Regions from separate parts of the Homo sapiens genome. Here region 2 is linked to region 1. A link is a loop called in an ENCODE intact Hi-C map of the cell type or tissue named here. Cell type or tissue: heart left ventricle. All regions are shown on one strand.

The links. Peaks named below come from ENCODE experiments on the same cell type or tissue, not always from the same donor. Only the 100,000 strongest peaks of a DNase experiment are listed, where the experiment ranks them.
Region 2: it touches region 1 in a loop (2.9-fold over the local background); 44 of 110 quality-filtered maps call a loop at or near these places.

Annotation. Positions count from the first base shown.
Region 1 is chr5:64,590,511-64,598,510 of GRCh38, forward strand. RGS7BP (regulator of G protein signaling 7 binding protein) reads left to right here. Exons shown (of 6, transcript NM_001029875.3): 4 at 4,200-4,347; 5 at 7,855-7,925. Among named protein-coding and RNA genes, the nearest start is that of RGS7BP, 88 kb to the left of the region's middle. In heart left ventricle, a CTCF peak has its summit at 4,880 (motif pointing right); no DNase peak of the experiment used is centred here; H3K27ac peaks cover 301 bases.
Region 2 is chr5:64,509,062-64,517,061 of GRCh38, forward strand. The region is part of intron 2 of RGS7BP (regulator of G protein signaling 7 binding protein); the gene reads left to right. Among named protein-coding and RNA genes, the nearest start is that of RGS7BP, 7.0 kb to the left of the region's middle. In heart left ventricle, no CTCF peak of the experiment used is centred here; no DNase peak of the experiment used is centred here; H3K4me3 peaks cover 1,636 bases.

The DNA of each region.
Region 1 (8,000 bases):
CTAGGACGAATGAATTATCAAAATTAATGTAAGAAGAGAAAACATTTTAAATAAACCATTAAACCCAGACAATACTTAAAAAATAATCAATGATTCATGCTTTAATAAAAGTCAAAGTCTTACATGATAGTAATTTATAGTTTCCTTTGCAGTGGATTCAAAATTTCAAAATTCAAAAATGTCAGTGGAAAAAGTACAGTGAAGGAGAACTTTCTGTACTGAATACTAAAAACATAATAATTAAAATATCATGGAATTGCCACAAGGATAAACAAATAAATATAAAATAAAACAGTATATCCAGAAATAAACCCACATTTATGTAGGAACTTAATATATTAGAAAGAGCAAAGTCAACAGAAAAGTCATTAAATGCTGTTGGGGCAATTGGCTCTTCATTTGAGCTAAAAATTTAGATTATTATACCATACCACATACAAAAGTAAATTACAGATGAATTATAGAACTGAACATTTCAAAACTGTGCAAGTATTAGAAGAAAATATAGGCAAGGCACAGTACTAAAAGACATAAAAGATGAACAGCTTTGACTATACAAATTTAACTTTTGACAAAATACATTACAAACAAAATTAAAAGACATAATAGAGTAAGAGATATAAGCAGTATATACAGCAAATGATCAGTATCCATTATATGGAGAGAACCCCTACAAATCAATAAGAAACCCAACCCATTGTTTAAATGGGCAAATTACACAAATAGAAAATGTAAAGAAGAAACACAAGTGGTCAATTAAACATAGGAAAATAAATGTTTACCTATGTAACAAACCTGCACCTATACCCCTGAACTTAAAAGTGTTTTTAAAAAGAAAGTAAAAAACAAAAAAAGAAAAGAAGTTTAACCTCGGTAGTAATAAAGGAAAAGAAAAATAAAAATAAAAGTGCAATGAGATTCTATTTCTCCCCATTAGATTAGCAAAAATTAATGTTGATAATATGAAGTGCTGGGAAAGGGGTGGGGAAATGGGCCCTCTGGTTTACCACTGGTGGACGTAAAGTGTAAATTAGCATAGCCTTTTCAGAGGCCAATTTGGCAATATATATTAAAATTTAAAATGTGCATACATATACTTTATCTCAGTATTCTGCCTCAAAGGATCTGTTTTACATAAATATTGGCATATTGTGGAAAAAGAGAACAATTAAAACCTAAATTCTTTATTATGGAATACTGCCCATCCATTAGAAAGCATTCCATCAATTAAAATGCACTAACAGGAAAATATCTCTAAGCTGGACTACAGTAGCAAAGTAAGTTGTATAACAACATATATAGTATAATTACATTTTTTAATGCTGTATATCTATTGAGATACTACTGTGTGTAAGCCTTGGTCTTTGGTAGTAGACTTATAGAATTGAAGAAAACAGATAAAATTATTGGCCTTACAAAGATTACCTATGAAGTTTGGAGATGAGAGATGAGTGTGGGGCTGGGAACAGCAAACAATAAACTAGTAAGCAAATACATAAGCAAGATCATTTCTGATAGTGGACCTTTCTATGAAGGCCATAAACATGTAATGTGGTGGAGAAGAATCCTAACATAAAGTCGGTACTATCGGTAAATGAGAGCAATTATAATCCACTTGCAGAGTAAACTTGACACCACATACATTCTGGAATTGAAAACCCCTTAAATTCATATTGATCTTTTCTGTCTTTTAAGACATGTTAGCTAAAGAAGATACCATATCAAACTTCTGCAGGGATTTTGTGAGCTGACAGAAAGCCCTAAACTGAGGGCCAACATTCACGGTTTCCATTCTGGTTCAGCTACATTAGCAGAATTAGATCTAAAAGTCACCAAAAATAGGAAAAGTAGGTTATTACCTGCCTTTACAAGCCCATAGGGCTGTTTCAGGATCTTTGAAATCTTTAAAATGATGTTTTACTTTGAAAAAGTTATGGAAGGGCATTTGTCTTGTAAGCAGCAGAATAATCACAGGTATTAAGTATAATCAAAAGTGTTGTCAACTAGATCCCATTTATGGCTTTGCATGTAAAAGGTGTGATATGGAGGAGGTGGAGAGAGGACTCCAACAAGGAACATCACATTTCCTGGTGTCCTCCCTTGTCCCCATTGGAATAAAAGCTTCAGGCTCTATAGTCTGGACCTCAGGACAAGGAATAATATGGCCCCAAAGCTAGACAAAGCCCATAAACCAGAGAATTCTGGTGAATCTTCTTCCCCTCCTCCTCTGTGATGCCCAAACCATACTCCATTCACCAAGGCATTTCGAACCCACAGGAGTGTAACAGAGGCCTTCAGGTTTTGAAAAGCAGAGGACTGTTTTGGGAGAGTCCTCATTTTGCTGCTTCCCCTCATCTCAGCTACCCCTGCTCAGACTCACATCCTAAGGCTGACCCTGCCTAGAGATACATGACTGGTAGACTGACTGCACTTGCCACACTCTGCCAAGAGGCAAAATGCAAATGCTTTTAAGAGGTCAATGCCCTCCAACTGTGAAATGGTAATGTGCTAAATTATGTGCTTAATTAATTTCCCCCCAAGAGCATACCATAAAATTGGAAAAACAATTCCTCAGGCAAGTCCCATCACCCAGGATCAATGCACATAAAGTACACAGGAAAGGATCAAAGTTTCTCATGAGTCAATGTGTGCATGTGCTCTGGCTGAATATTCCGAGTTCCACTATAGGTTCCACTATAGGTTGGTGAAAGGCATACAACCAATTAAATTGCTTTGCTCTTTCTCCTTCTGTTGTTACCACATGGGTTAGAAACTTCAGGGATGAGATTTTTGCTACTTCCCTCCAGCAGGAATCCAAGGAAAAAACTTCCTGTTAGATTTTACCATGAGCAGCCATCCTCTTCACAAGTTTGTAGGTTTTATTTTTTATTAGTTTTCTTGTTAATGCAAAACAATCACAGCAGGATTAGGGAAACTGAGCTAAAAGGTTAGGTGATATAGCCACTACCTCATGAATATTCAGTGATATGGGCTGTAACAATTACTTAACAACTAGTCTGGAGTTATATCTGCATGACAAAAATAAAACTGGATAAAGGAGGCAAAAACACTATATATAATAGCTACCCTTTTTTCCAGACTACATAATGTTATACAACAGCTTTGTAATTATTTGTATAATGTTTTTATTGTTTAACTCCAGCACTGTAAGCTCCATGAGACAGAGACTTTCTTTCACCTCCATATCTCTAGCATGAATCCCAGTGCTGGTAGCTGACACTCAAGATATATTTGTAAATGAGTGAATGAATGAGTGAGTGAATGAATGAACAAATGACTAAGCCAGGTTTAAAACCCAGTTCTCGGGCCTACTTGACCATTTCCATGATACTAGGATACCCCCCTATGGATGCACAGATTTTCAAGAAAGAATAAAAGACATTAAGAGATTGTGCCTAGGCCATACGACATAACCTCCCACTTAATTTCATATAAATTTATGGCTGAACCAGTTTGGAGATTTGTTTCCAGAAAGTACTGATTTATTCAGTTGAGATCAATCATGGTAAATACAAGTCTTAGTGGGTAGGTAGTGCATTGCTGTGGACGGCTACCTACTACATGGCATTCACATTTGAGTTGACGGTGTTTTATGGTCTCAGCGGTGTAAGGCTGGATCAAGGTCAGGCTTTCTCCTCATAGAAGGATGTGTTGAAGGAGGTTGGAGAGCCAAGGAATTGGAAGACACCTGCATGATCCCTGCTGCATGCTGAGAGGGCCAGTGTCTAGAATCAGAGAAAACAGCAGGAGCTCTCATTCTTTCTGCTGGGTGTCACCTGCTCCTGGCCCTTTTACCTGCTCCTGCATCTAAGCACCAAAAGCCAGTAGGTTTCACAAGCTAAATCCCCCCTCCTGAGCTAACTTAATCTAATTCACTAAGAATGGGTTATAAAACACCAATACTCTATCAAAGACAGGGGCTTTAATATTATCTTGATCTTTAGGTTGCATTGACCTCAAACTGTCTTTCCCGGAATGTTGTGAAAACATGCTATACACACAAACACACATACTCATACATGTATATACCTAATTATTTTATTACTCAGAAAGCTATTAGGGTTAATGGAACATTTGACTCAAAGCATAGCCAACCTTAGCACTGACATCCTGCATATAGAACCTGCCTTTATGATTTCTTTTTCCTCTTCTCTTTACCAACACCCTCCCTCCCTTAGGAAAGGAACCTGGCGGGGGAACCAAGAGTTTGGATTGCAAAATTGAGGAGAGTGCTGAAACACCTGCCCTAGAAGACTCCTCATCATCCCCCGTAGATAGTCAGCAACATTCCTGGCAGGTTTCCACAGACATTGAGAACACTGAAAGGTAAGTGGGAAGTTACCCTGAATAGACTGCCAATCCTCCTCCCGTTAATGTTCTTAGGGGCCACAGAGAGACGAGGTTTTCTAGTTCAGATTCAGAAACAGAGCTTTCTTTGGTATGCCAGAGGAGCATAGTGCTGTCAGGGACCCTGGAGACTGCCTAATCTGCAGACAAGAAAACTGAGACAAGAGAGGGTAAGCAGTCCAAATCCTGCAGAGGAACACTAGCAACACCCACAGTAGGCACAGGCTCCCAGGCCTCTGCTTCTCCCACTCCAACACATTGCATCTCCATGGAAAATGAGAACAGTGTGCTGCCTTGGAGGGGAAAAAGTCTACATGCTGTCACAGTTCACCTACTGGGCTGGTACCCAAAATTCCCATTTGTTTAAGGGAGAAAATCCAAAATTACACAAAGATGCCTCCAGTAAAGTCTCGGGTTTCAGGTATATGGAACAGCCTGCTTAGCTGCCATTTAGGGGCTGAGCATTCTGTCCAGTTCACAAAGGGCTTCTCCCAGGGCCCCCTTCTCTTACTCTCCACAAGGTGGCTGATGGCCCCTCAGTGGTCAAAGCAAGTTAATGCATTTTCTTAACTTCAGTAGCTCACTTCTAGAGAGGCAGTTTCTTTCTTGAAAAGAAGAGACTCTACAGTGATTTTATTTTATTTAGGAAAAGGGAGTAATAATAATAATATTATAATAAATACCATGTCCCATCTAGATGCTAAAAATGACATTCTGCGAGGCAGAAAGATAAGCCTCTTGTTTATTTGCCTTTACACTGATATCTGTGCCCTTTGCTACTAATGTCCCCAGAGCTGGCACCAAGCAGCTGAATGAATACTGGGCAATTCCACTGAGTGTTCTGTGTGTATGAGGTTAAGTCACTGACAACATAATGAACATTTTATTTTTTTTTATTTTTAGAAATGTAACACACAATGGCATTTATAGCCATTGTGGTTCTACTTTCAGATTGTGATATAATTCTAAAGCTAATTACCGAATTTCTGTGTTTATAGAAAATTGGAGCATGTGGTAATTATGTGCTATTAATAAAACTTGGATTTTGTATAAGCTTGGAAATGCAACAATTCAAACAATAAAGCTGTTTGGCACCGTTTGATGGCACTATAGACAAATGATGAGGGAGTGATTTATCTTAATTTATAAAGTAGAAAATTCTTAGCTCTGTTCCCAGGGAAAAAAATATCTGCTGAAATGCCATATCAGGGCATAAACATCAGTGAAACCATTTTACTTTGCAGACCTTAGACAGCAGCTATATTCACGCCTTATAAGCTTATAAGAAGGGATGGCAGTAAGAGTAGGATAGTTAAGGCCCACAACGTTGGCAATGTTTCAGTTCAGCCTGAAAGCCCAGATTCTGGTCAAAGGAGATGGAGGTGGGCACAGTGGACCTGGTCCAGGATGTGGCTAACTCCGTTCTCCCTGGCTGTCTGCCTTGAGAGATCATGGGTCTCAAACTGGACTGCACAGTTAAGTCATCAGGAGGGAATTCTTAAAATACTGATGGCTGGGCCCCACTATAAGCCAACTGAATCAGGCTCTCTTGGGGTGAGACCTGGGCTTAAGGTGATTCTCCTGTGCAGCAGCCAAGGTTGAGAATTGGTGCTTTATTAGAGGAGACAGTGCCTCAATCCCCCATGTTGCATTCCTAGCCCTTTCTCACCCATTCCATCTGTCCTTGAGATCTTACATGAAAACAGACTGTGCCTTGCACTTGTGGAGGTGGGGCCACACTTCCTTTCTCCTGCCCTCCTCTCTCACTTGATCAGCATGCAGCCCACAGATACATCCTCACACCTCGCACCCATGAGAGTGGATTTGGAAAGTTTTTACAGGTATATTTCCGCAGATCCTCAAGGCTGCTTTCCCTTCCTTTTCCAATCAATTATTACTGAGACTTGAGTTCCTCTTCACATATCAGTCAATACTTGAAAAGGAGCTCCCATGAGGTCTCCAGAATTACCCTAAGAAAACGATCCTCAAACCGTGCTCAACAGAACTGTGGTGTTTTGTGAAATGGACTGAGAGGTTTCATACCTAAAATTAAATGGTGACTGTCTTTCCTCAAATAACAGAAGAAAAATAAGTGGATAGAATTTCTTCAACTTTAAGATGATCTTCCCCACAAAACTTTCCTAAACCCATGGTGCCTGCCAATGCTTGCCTATCCTCAGTTAATTAAAGGATGCATCTGCTTTTTGTACCAAATTATGTTCCTGGCTATTTTAAATGAAATCTGCCCCTATGTCCTGGGGTCTCAAGAGCACTTTCTCCAATGCACAACCATCTGGACGTGTGTAGGGACAATTGTCCCAAGGGTTTCAAAAGATGAGTTCTCCCCTACCTTAGACTAGAAGCCTCCTGAGATGGCTTCCTGCTTTACAATTCTGGGGTTTTATGACCATGCATGCTCTGAGATGAGGGAAGATATTGGATGTATGCAGTGGCATTGCATGCTGTGTGCTGAAGTCAGGAAGTGTGGGAGGACGGTCCATGCTAAAGGAAGGCCCAGCTGTACCCAGGTGGGGTTGTTTTCCCTCTTGTTCCCATACTGCGCCCCTTTCTGTTTCATCCATTGTAAGGAGCTCTTTTCTGGAAGTTTTAGAATTTGTTACTCTTTCATTATTCCAAGTCAATGTAATAAGTGTTGGTCCTGGTGAACGCTTAATACCTGAGTTATGCTGAATTCCAATCGTAGTAACAAGAGACTATTAAAACCAAGCAGAAGATGGAATTGGAGGCCATTGTCTTCAATGAAACAACTCAGAAAACAAAATAGCACATGTTCTCACTTGTAAGTGGGAGCTAAATGGTGGGTACACATGGACATGGGGTGTGGAATGATAGACATCAGAGACTCAGAAGGGTGGGAAGGTGTGGGGGGTGAGAAAATACTCAGTGGGTAAAACGTACATTATTGGGGTGATGGATGCCCTAAAAGCACAGACTTCACCACTATGCAATATGTCAAAGTAACAAAACTACACTTGTACTCCTTAAATTTACACAAATTTTAACAAACGAGCAAATAACAGCAAGTGAATGTACATAGCCACTATAGTCCTCTGACCATAAAGCCTTGATAGCACCATCACCCAGCCTCAAGTTTGCCCTGGGTAGCCCTGTTGCTCCAGTTGTACTTCCTTGGCCTCTCTTTGCAAATCTAAAGCACTGTCCTCGTGACCAATGGCTCTTCTCTGATCTCAGCCAGGTTCGACTGGAGGCAGAGATGAGGGCTCCTGCAGGAGAATGCCCTGTAGAAATGTTTGGCAGAATGGCTCTCACTTTTTCCTGAGCCAACCCATCTCAGATTTTTTTTCTTGTAAAAGCAAAATAAATTCAATATTTGCCTACTGGAAACTAGAGCTAGTGCAATTAGACACAGACCCTCATCTTTCAGTTGTCTCATATAACAGATTGTTTGAGATTTCATTTTGAAAATTTACAGCTGATTATTCTGTCTTTTTATCAATTTTACAGAGACATGAGAGAAATGAAAAACCTTTTAAGCAAACTCAGGGAAACTATGCCTTTACCATTGAAAAATCAAGGTGAGTCTTGTCACTTCTCTTTGAGGCAGAGGATGTTTTTAATGGGATAACCTTGGGAATTGTTTCTTGGAAATT
Region 2 (8,000 bases), 81 kb before region 1:
AGAAGCCTTATCCTTTTCTGTTTTAACTCTTATACTATTCTTAACAAGAAGTAAATCCGGGAAATGGAGGGGAATTAAGTGGTTCAGGAGTTTGGTGAAGAAATACAGCTGTGATAAATCTCAGACAAGGAGAGAGACAGAAAAAAAAAATCAGAAATGTGAAGGAGCACTGGTAAATTTAGAAGTACAGATAAACAGTAATTCAAAAGGAAAAGCAGATTTAGGACAGGAAATTTTCTCTCAAGGCTAAGGAGTAGCAACTCTGTAAACTTTGTGTCCTAGATTATAGGATGGGATTGCATTTAGGATCCCTCTGAGTTGGAACTCAAAATGAGAACATGTTCTAATCAGAGATGGTGGGCTGGAGGAATGAACAAGGAGTTCGATTCAGTCTATTTTGCGACACACACAAAATTCAGGGTCTTCTGAAGGTTCAGGAAAGAAAAGGTCTGAAACTATTGACTAAAAGTTGAGTTTGGAGGATTTCAGGTGGATTTTTTTTTTCTTTGAGAGGTATTATAGCTATGTTACCCCGGCTGGTCTTAAACTTCTGCACTCAAGTAATCCTCCCGCCTCAGGCTCCAGAGTAGCTGGGACTACAAGAATGCACCATGGTACCTGGCTTGAGGTGGATTTTATTTACTCTGGTGTTTTTAGCTCTTTGCTACTTGTTTGCATGTTATCTGTGTGTTGATGTTAATGGGGGCAGTTTTATAAGAATTAGTGGGAAAATAAGATGTTCTTAGAGCCTTGCCAAAGGAAAACCAACTCCATAAAATATTCTAGGATAGAACTTGACACATTTCCCCCCTTACAATAATAATTAAATGCAATTTAACATTCGTTATAAAAAATGACAGCAATATAATTGAAGGAAATCCCTTTAGTTCCTCACCATCTGGGCTCCGTTAATGAAGGATGTGATTCCCTTTGGCGGAATTCCGTTTCTGATATCATTTGTTATGTGGGTTCTTGTTTCAAGCTTGATGTGAAGGCTGGTAGGGAGGCTGTAGGAGTCACTTTAAAGTTTGAAGCAGGAGTGAGAAAAGCAAAGGTTTTTGGCGAAATTTAGAGAGAAGAACTGGATTTCTTGCGCGCCCACTATTTGTCATCACAACCCAGCTATTTCCTTTCAGCTGAGGGAGGGATTATTATTCTTATTCTACAAATAGGTCTAGAGAGATTGAGGAACTTGCCCAAAGTCACACAGCTAAGAAGTGACACAGCTTTGATTCAGCCCCATGTTTGCATGCTTCTGATTTTCATGCTTTTTCCTCTATATAATGCTGCCATTCAAAAAGGTGTTACGTATAAAGGATACATGATAAAATATAAACTAACCTTAAAAAGAGTATGCCAACTGAAAGAAGCCAGCCACAAAACATCACATGTCATATGATTCCATTCATGTGAAATGCCCAGGAAAAGCAAATCTATAGAGACAGAAAGTAGATTAGTGGTTACCTAGGACTGGAGGCGAGAGCAGGTAGAGACTACAGATGAGCTCGAGAAATCTTTTTGGGATGATGGAAATGTTCCAGAATTGGACTATGGTGATGGTTATACAATACTGTATATTTACTAAAAGTCATTGAATTGTAACTAATAATGAGCTAATTTTATGGCATATAAAGTATACCTCAATAATTGTTTTTTAGAAAGGTATTGTCATCATCACCGTGATTAACACTTGGTTTTTTGTCAACTTTATTATTTTCTACATATGTAGCTTTTAATGAAGGGGTATGAGCTATAGGGTGGAGGAAAAGTAATACTTGGCTCCCCATGCATTCCTCAAGACACCTGCCTCATGGCTATTGCTTAAGCACCAATTCTTTGCTCTGTGTAGGAATACAAGTGTGGGAAAGGCAGGACTTGAAGGAGTAAGTGAATTTATTCATTTTCTACCAATACAGACTCCCACTTCCTGGTCTACCAGCTGGCTTTGGGGCCACAGGAGGTAGACAGGATTGAAGGTGGACAGGGTAAAAAGAAGATGAGGCAAGATAGAGAGGAAGAGGAAAAACAAGGAGTTAGCATTAAACAAGCCACTAATGCTACATACCTTTCATCCCTGACCAACTGAAACCCTCAAGGAATGGTGGAGCTCACGGGAGAAGAAAACTCAGACTATGTTTTTTCTAACTGGCCCTGTTTAAGAAGGCCATCTCCACAAATACAATCAACACGCTTTCTCAAATTGTGTTTGGATCAGCAGAGTTCAGGCACAGCCTTTTCTTTCAAAGGCATCAGATATCTGCATTCTGGACAGACCCAGCCAGGTGAATACAAAGTATCCTCTGACTGTCTTGATTTACTAAAGTTATGTCTTTACAACTCTGACCCTGTCCCAGACATTAAAGCTAAGAGGGGCCTTAAAGATCACTTGCAAGAATGGGCCTCAAACTTTTTTAGCAGCAAATCCTCCCTTCAATCTAAATGTAGAAAGCCATATTTATAAAGACAGTCGCAGTGGCATAACTCTGCACTGCTTGGGGTGTGTGTGTATGTGTCCACGTGCCTATCAGGAGTAGGTCAGGTCCTGCCTTTTGGACTTCCTTCTCAAAGTGACTTCTGAGACACTTCATAGAATCCCTAGGGCTCCATGGCACTTTATATTTGAGGAGTCTAAGATTCAGAGGATTTAAGTGACTTTTGAGGCAACTTGACAAAGAATACGTGAAGATTTTGGAGTCAGGCAGACCTGGAATGAGTGTCATCTTTTATGACCTTGATGGAATGCTTAGCTCTCTAAGTCACAATTCCTTCATCTGTAAGGATGAAGTCCTTCATGCCCATTCATGGGGTAGTTGAGAGAGTTAACTGAGCTAGGTATGTGAAGCAGGGACCACATGTCCAGACTGTCAATGGCACTGCCAGTCAGAGGCTGCTCTAAGACTGGGACTTGGATCTCATGCTCCCTGGTCTTGTACCTGTTCCATCAGCCACACCTGAGAATGAGGAGAGATGAGCACAGCATACAAGGTAGGAGTGGCCCCAGGAGCCAACATCCTCCAGCACACCTTGGGAGTTACTGCTATGGCTGGGGGGCTGGTGGTCAGGATTCTCTTTTTGCTGCTGTGCTTCTGTGGTGTCTGTGTTGGACTGAATCTTTCTCACACTGCTGCTTTTGGTTAATGGCTCTCAAGAGAATCTAAATGTAGAAAGATTTACTCCAGATCTTAAGTTTAAGTATGACAACATGAGAGACAGTAGAGTGTGATGGGAAAGAGCACTGATTCTAAATCAGATTAGACCAGGCTTTACCACTTGCTAAGGACATGGGTGAATTTGTATGCAGATTGATTCACAGAGTGGTTAGTGGTAGTCTGGTATCGTGGTTAAGTGCATAGACTTTGGGACCAGACTGGCAGTCTGGCTGTGCTGCTATTCACATGTAGTATGAAGTCGGGCAAAGATATTGTCTCTCCCTCTCTGCTTCAGTTTCCTCAACAGCAAAATGGAGTTAATGAATAATGGGACCAGAGTATATGGCATTGTGAGGATCAAGTACTTAGGAGACCGCAAGCATATAGTAAATGCTATTAAGTGCAAGTTAGTGGTAATATAATAAGACATTTAAAAATTCAGATTGCCGAGATACATTTATATAAAAAGTTAATCCATCAAATATTTTCCAAATAAATACTTTGGCTGGAATAAATCTTTGTTTACCTTGGTTTCTTATATTACATTCTGAGACATTTTCTAGGTGGAAGTTTCCCAGATGGCTATCAAAAAGCCTGTTCTGAGATACCATAAAAATTATATGGAGATATGAAGATTCAAAAGTAGTTAAGTTTAGAAATTTTTTACATAAATCAGCCTAGATTCTTCATATATCAAATAATATTTATAAAATCTTTTGGCCTAGTTCTGGTATAGGCTATATGTCATTGGACAAGTCTGTTAAATTCTCTGCACGCCAAAATGACAGTGTTACATTGAAGGACTTCTGAATCTCCTGGCTTCCTCATTCCATTATTCTACATTAATTCATAGAGAATCACATGGACCTTGTTTACAGAACTGAGCTATGAAAAAATAAATATCATGCAAGAAGTTTGATGATTGAATTCCGGAAATAATATGTTGAGATCCAAACCTAGTACATTCACAAGAAGAATCTTAATTTCCTATTGGCTTTCTAGAGCAATGTAACGAACATCCTAGAGGTCCAGAAGCACAGATTTCAGGTTTTTCCCTCCAGCAATGATTTTCCTGACCAACCAGACCTGTTTCTCTCCTTTTCTCCTTCTCTTTCCTCATGTTCTTTCCTTCTCTTCCTTCTCCTCCTCCTGCCTTTTTCTGGGGGGGTTGGGGTGGAGTCTGTTTTGGTTTTGATTTGTGTTTAATTTTTTTGCCCTGATTTTTTCGCCCTGATTTTTTCAGTCCCACTTCTAGTTGATTTCTTGTTCCTACCCTTGTTCTGTTTGCTAGGAAGTTAGGAGGTGGGAGAGTGAGATAAGGGAAAATAAAGAATTGCAGCTTAGTAATAGTCCTTTCAACACTTTGGCTGAGCCAGCAGCAACGATGTATGGTGATAAGAGTATGGAAGAAGAGCTCGGTGACCATGGAAGCAGCTCTCAGCCTTCTTTGATCCACACGGTGGAGGAGGCCTTATGTGGGCAGTGACAGCCTCTGCCGTTAGTAAAAGGGACCTGTGGTTGGCAGGCATGCCAGGCCACCCACTCTGTCTTTTCTTTTCTCTTCCTATTAAAGGTGTTTTGCTTTAAAATGTTTAGCTCTCACTGGTCAAATAGTGAAAGGCAAGTTATGTCTATACCAAAAGAATATACTATCCATAAAGATAACGATGGAAGAACAATTCAGTATTAGTTTGCTAAGGCCGCCATAACAAAGTGCCACAAACGGAGTGGCTTAAACAAAATAAATTTATTGTCTCACAGTTCTGGAGGCTGGAAATCTAAGGTCAAGGTGTCAGCAGGGTTGGTTCCCTCTGAGGGCTGTGAGGAAGTATCTGCTCCATGCTTCTCCTCTAGCTTCTGGTGGCTTGCTGTCTTTCACATTCTTCGGTTTGGTGAAGCATCTCTGCCTTCAGCTTCACATGGCCTTTTCCTTGTGTGTGCATCCATGTTCAAATTCCTCTTTTTTACAAGGACAGTAGTCATATTGAATTAGGGGCCAATTCTACTCCAGTATGAACTCATCCTAGCTTAATTATTTACACCTGCAATGACCCTTTTTCCAAAAACAAAGGTCACATTCTGAGGTACTGGGTGGTTAGGACTTAAACATATGAATTTGGTTGGGGGAAAGGGCACATAATTTAACCCATGATAAATTTCCTTGACCTATCTGCAGCTAAATACACACTTTGGGTTGTTTTGCCCCAACTAGAGGTGAGGTTTTACCTAGGACTTTCTGTATACTCTCTCCACACTTTCATACAAAGCCATCCCAGGGCCCAATGTTTAATCATCTGCAAGATCGTAACTCATGTAAGGGTAGAGTTTGTGACCATGGAATAGAATGTTTTCTGTATGAAATGGATTATTCACAAAGATACTGAGTCTCTAATACAGCTAGCACTTTTCTTTAATCAATTTAATTATATTATAAAGGTAAACCAAAACCCAGCTACAAGAAGGAATACTGGGGAGAGCTGGTGAGGCATCTAACAATCCACACCCGGGGTGTTCACTTTCCCTGGTGTGCATGAGAGAATTGAGCAGGTGGTGGCCCCTCAGTGGTGCTAATACTGTTGCTTAAGGACCATAAGCATACTCTGGAGCAAGGACAAGGTTCTAACTCACACCAGATTAAAGAAGAGTGCTATTATTAGCAACTTGACTAAATGTGATATGGCATCAAGACAAGTGTTCTCCCATTGCCTATTGAAGTTTAGCCACTTTATGTTTTGAACAGATTTAATGACTTTCACCTTGTTAGAGTCTTCTTAATAGATGTTCCAATTAGAGAGAAAATTAAATCTAAAACTAACTTTGGAAAAATTCCCCGTCACTTTATTATGCATACTCTGAAGTGCAAGAGACCAAGGCTGTTTCATTCATCTTTGCACCCTGAGTGGTAAGCTCAATGATGATATATTTGTCTTTTCTGTTCATTAAGTTTACTTGGTATTTTAAAATCTATTCTTAAAAGAAGCCATGTCTTGATACCAACTTTAGTAAGAATTGAGAGATTCGATTAGTTTACATCTTATTACATTTAACTATTATTATTTTCTGTTTTTAACTCTAAAACCAATATGTTGGTTTTTAAATAACAGAGGACTTGAAGAGCTTATATACCTAAGAGCAATTTGTGAGGCATAGGTGTTCATTATTAAAACAAATCAGCAGGCAGTGTGTATCTTAGGATTACTCATAAAGTAATTATATTTAATTTATGTTATTTGATAAAATAGTATCATAACATCTCTCTGCTTAGGGGCTTTACATTGAATTGTTAATAAATCAGTTACCATTGAGATCACCTTTTCAAACTGTTCTTTAAACTTCTAGGCCCTGAGAGTTTGGTTGTGTCTTATCCCAGAAAGACAACTACACAAAGCACAGCTCCAGAGCAGTATCTATACTGCCTGTTTATTTCCTTTGCTTTACAAGACATGACTTTAAAAAAGGTAAAACTTCATGAAAAACATTTAATTACTTGCCTATATGCATACACACACACACACACACACACATATAATGCACACACACAGAGTAAACTTATTTGTGAGATTGACTCTGGTTAGGATAAAGTATCTGAGCCTTTAAATAGAACTGATTTAGCAAATAATAATAATTATTATTATTATTTATTTTTAGAGATGAGGTCTCACTCTGCTGATACTGAACTCCTAGGCTCAAGCAATCATTGTGCATCAGCCTCCTGAGTAGCTGGGACTACAGGCATGCACTACCAGACACAGCTAATTTTTTAAAAACTTATTATAGAGACTGGGGTCTTGCTATATTGCCAAAGCTAGTCCTGAACTTCTGGCCTCAAGCAACACTCCCAGTTAAGCCTCCCAAAGTGCCAGGATTATAGGTGTGACTCACCGCTCTCGACCGAAATAAATGTTTTCAACCTAATAGAAGACTCTAGATACAATCAGGTTAACAAAAGTCAATTTAACATTTGCAGCTGTAGATACACAGTGAACTAATAAACTACACCAATCTGAGTTTGAGCACAAGGGGAAATATATACTAACCCAGAAGAAGCCAAAGCCCTCGTATTCTTCAGTCACTGAGAATATCTTGAAGTGCCCCCACCCCTATCCCATAAGGTACCAAGTCCTGTAGTGCTTTATCTTTTTCAGTGTCTATTGTGTCCCTTCTTTTTTCCCCATTTCTGTGGCCACCTGTTAGTTCACAGATGTATCCCCTCAGGCCATCAGCTGTTGTAGTACGTCCTAATCGGTCTCCTTGAGTTCAGTCTCTCACCTCTTCTCTTCAATTTATTCTCTAGATCCAGGCTAATCCTCCTCCTAAAACGCTCCTCTGATCTTGTCACTTCTTTGCTTTAAAACTTCTAAAGATTTCCTATTGCCTAAAGCAGTGTTTCTTCAAATTTGAAACTAGATTTCCTGTATCAGAATCATGTGGGTGGGATGTCCTCGGACCTGAAGAACCAAAACCTCTGGGGAGGTAAGGATAGGAAATCCAAATTTTTAACAAGCACCACTGCATCTCCCAGGAGATTGTTGAACATGCAACATATGAGGCCTACCTGCCTAGAATAGCGATTCTCAACCTGGGCTGCACATGGAAATCACCTGGGAAGCTTTAAAAATTTGCTGATGCTTGAGTTCCATCCCTAGAGTTTCTGATTTAATTGGTCTGGGATGCTGCCTGGGCATTGGGGTATTTTTAAAAGCTTCCCAAGTGTGCATCTGTATCAGAAAAGATTATACTTGGCTATATTTAACAGAAAATTCAAAGTAGCAATTGCTAAAGACACCAGGGTTTATTCTCGCCCAGAAAAAAAAAAAAAAAAAAAGTCCTAGGTTGGGCAATTCGGAACTG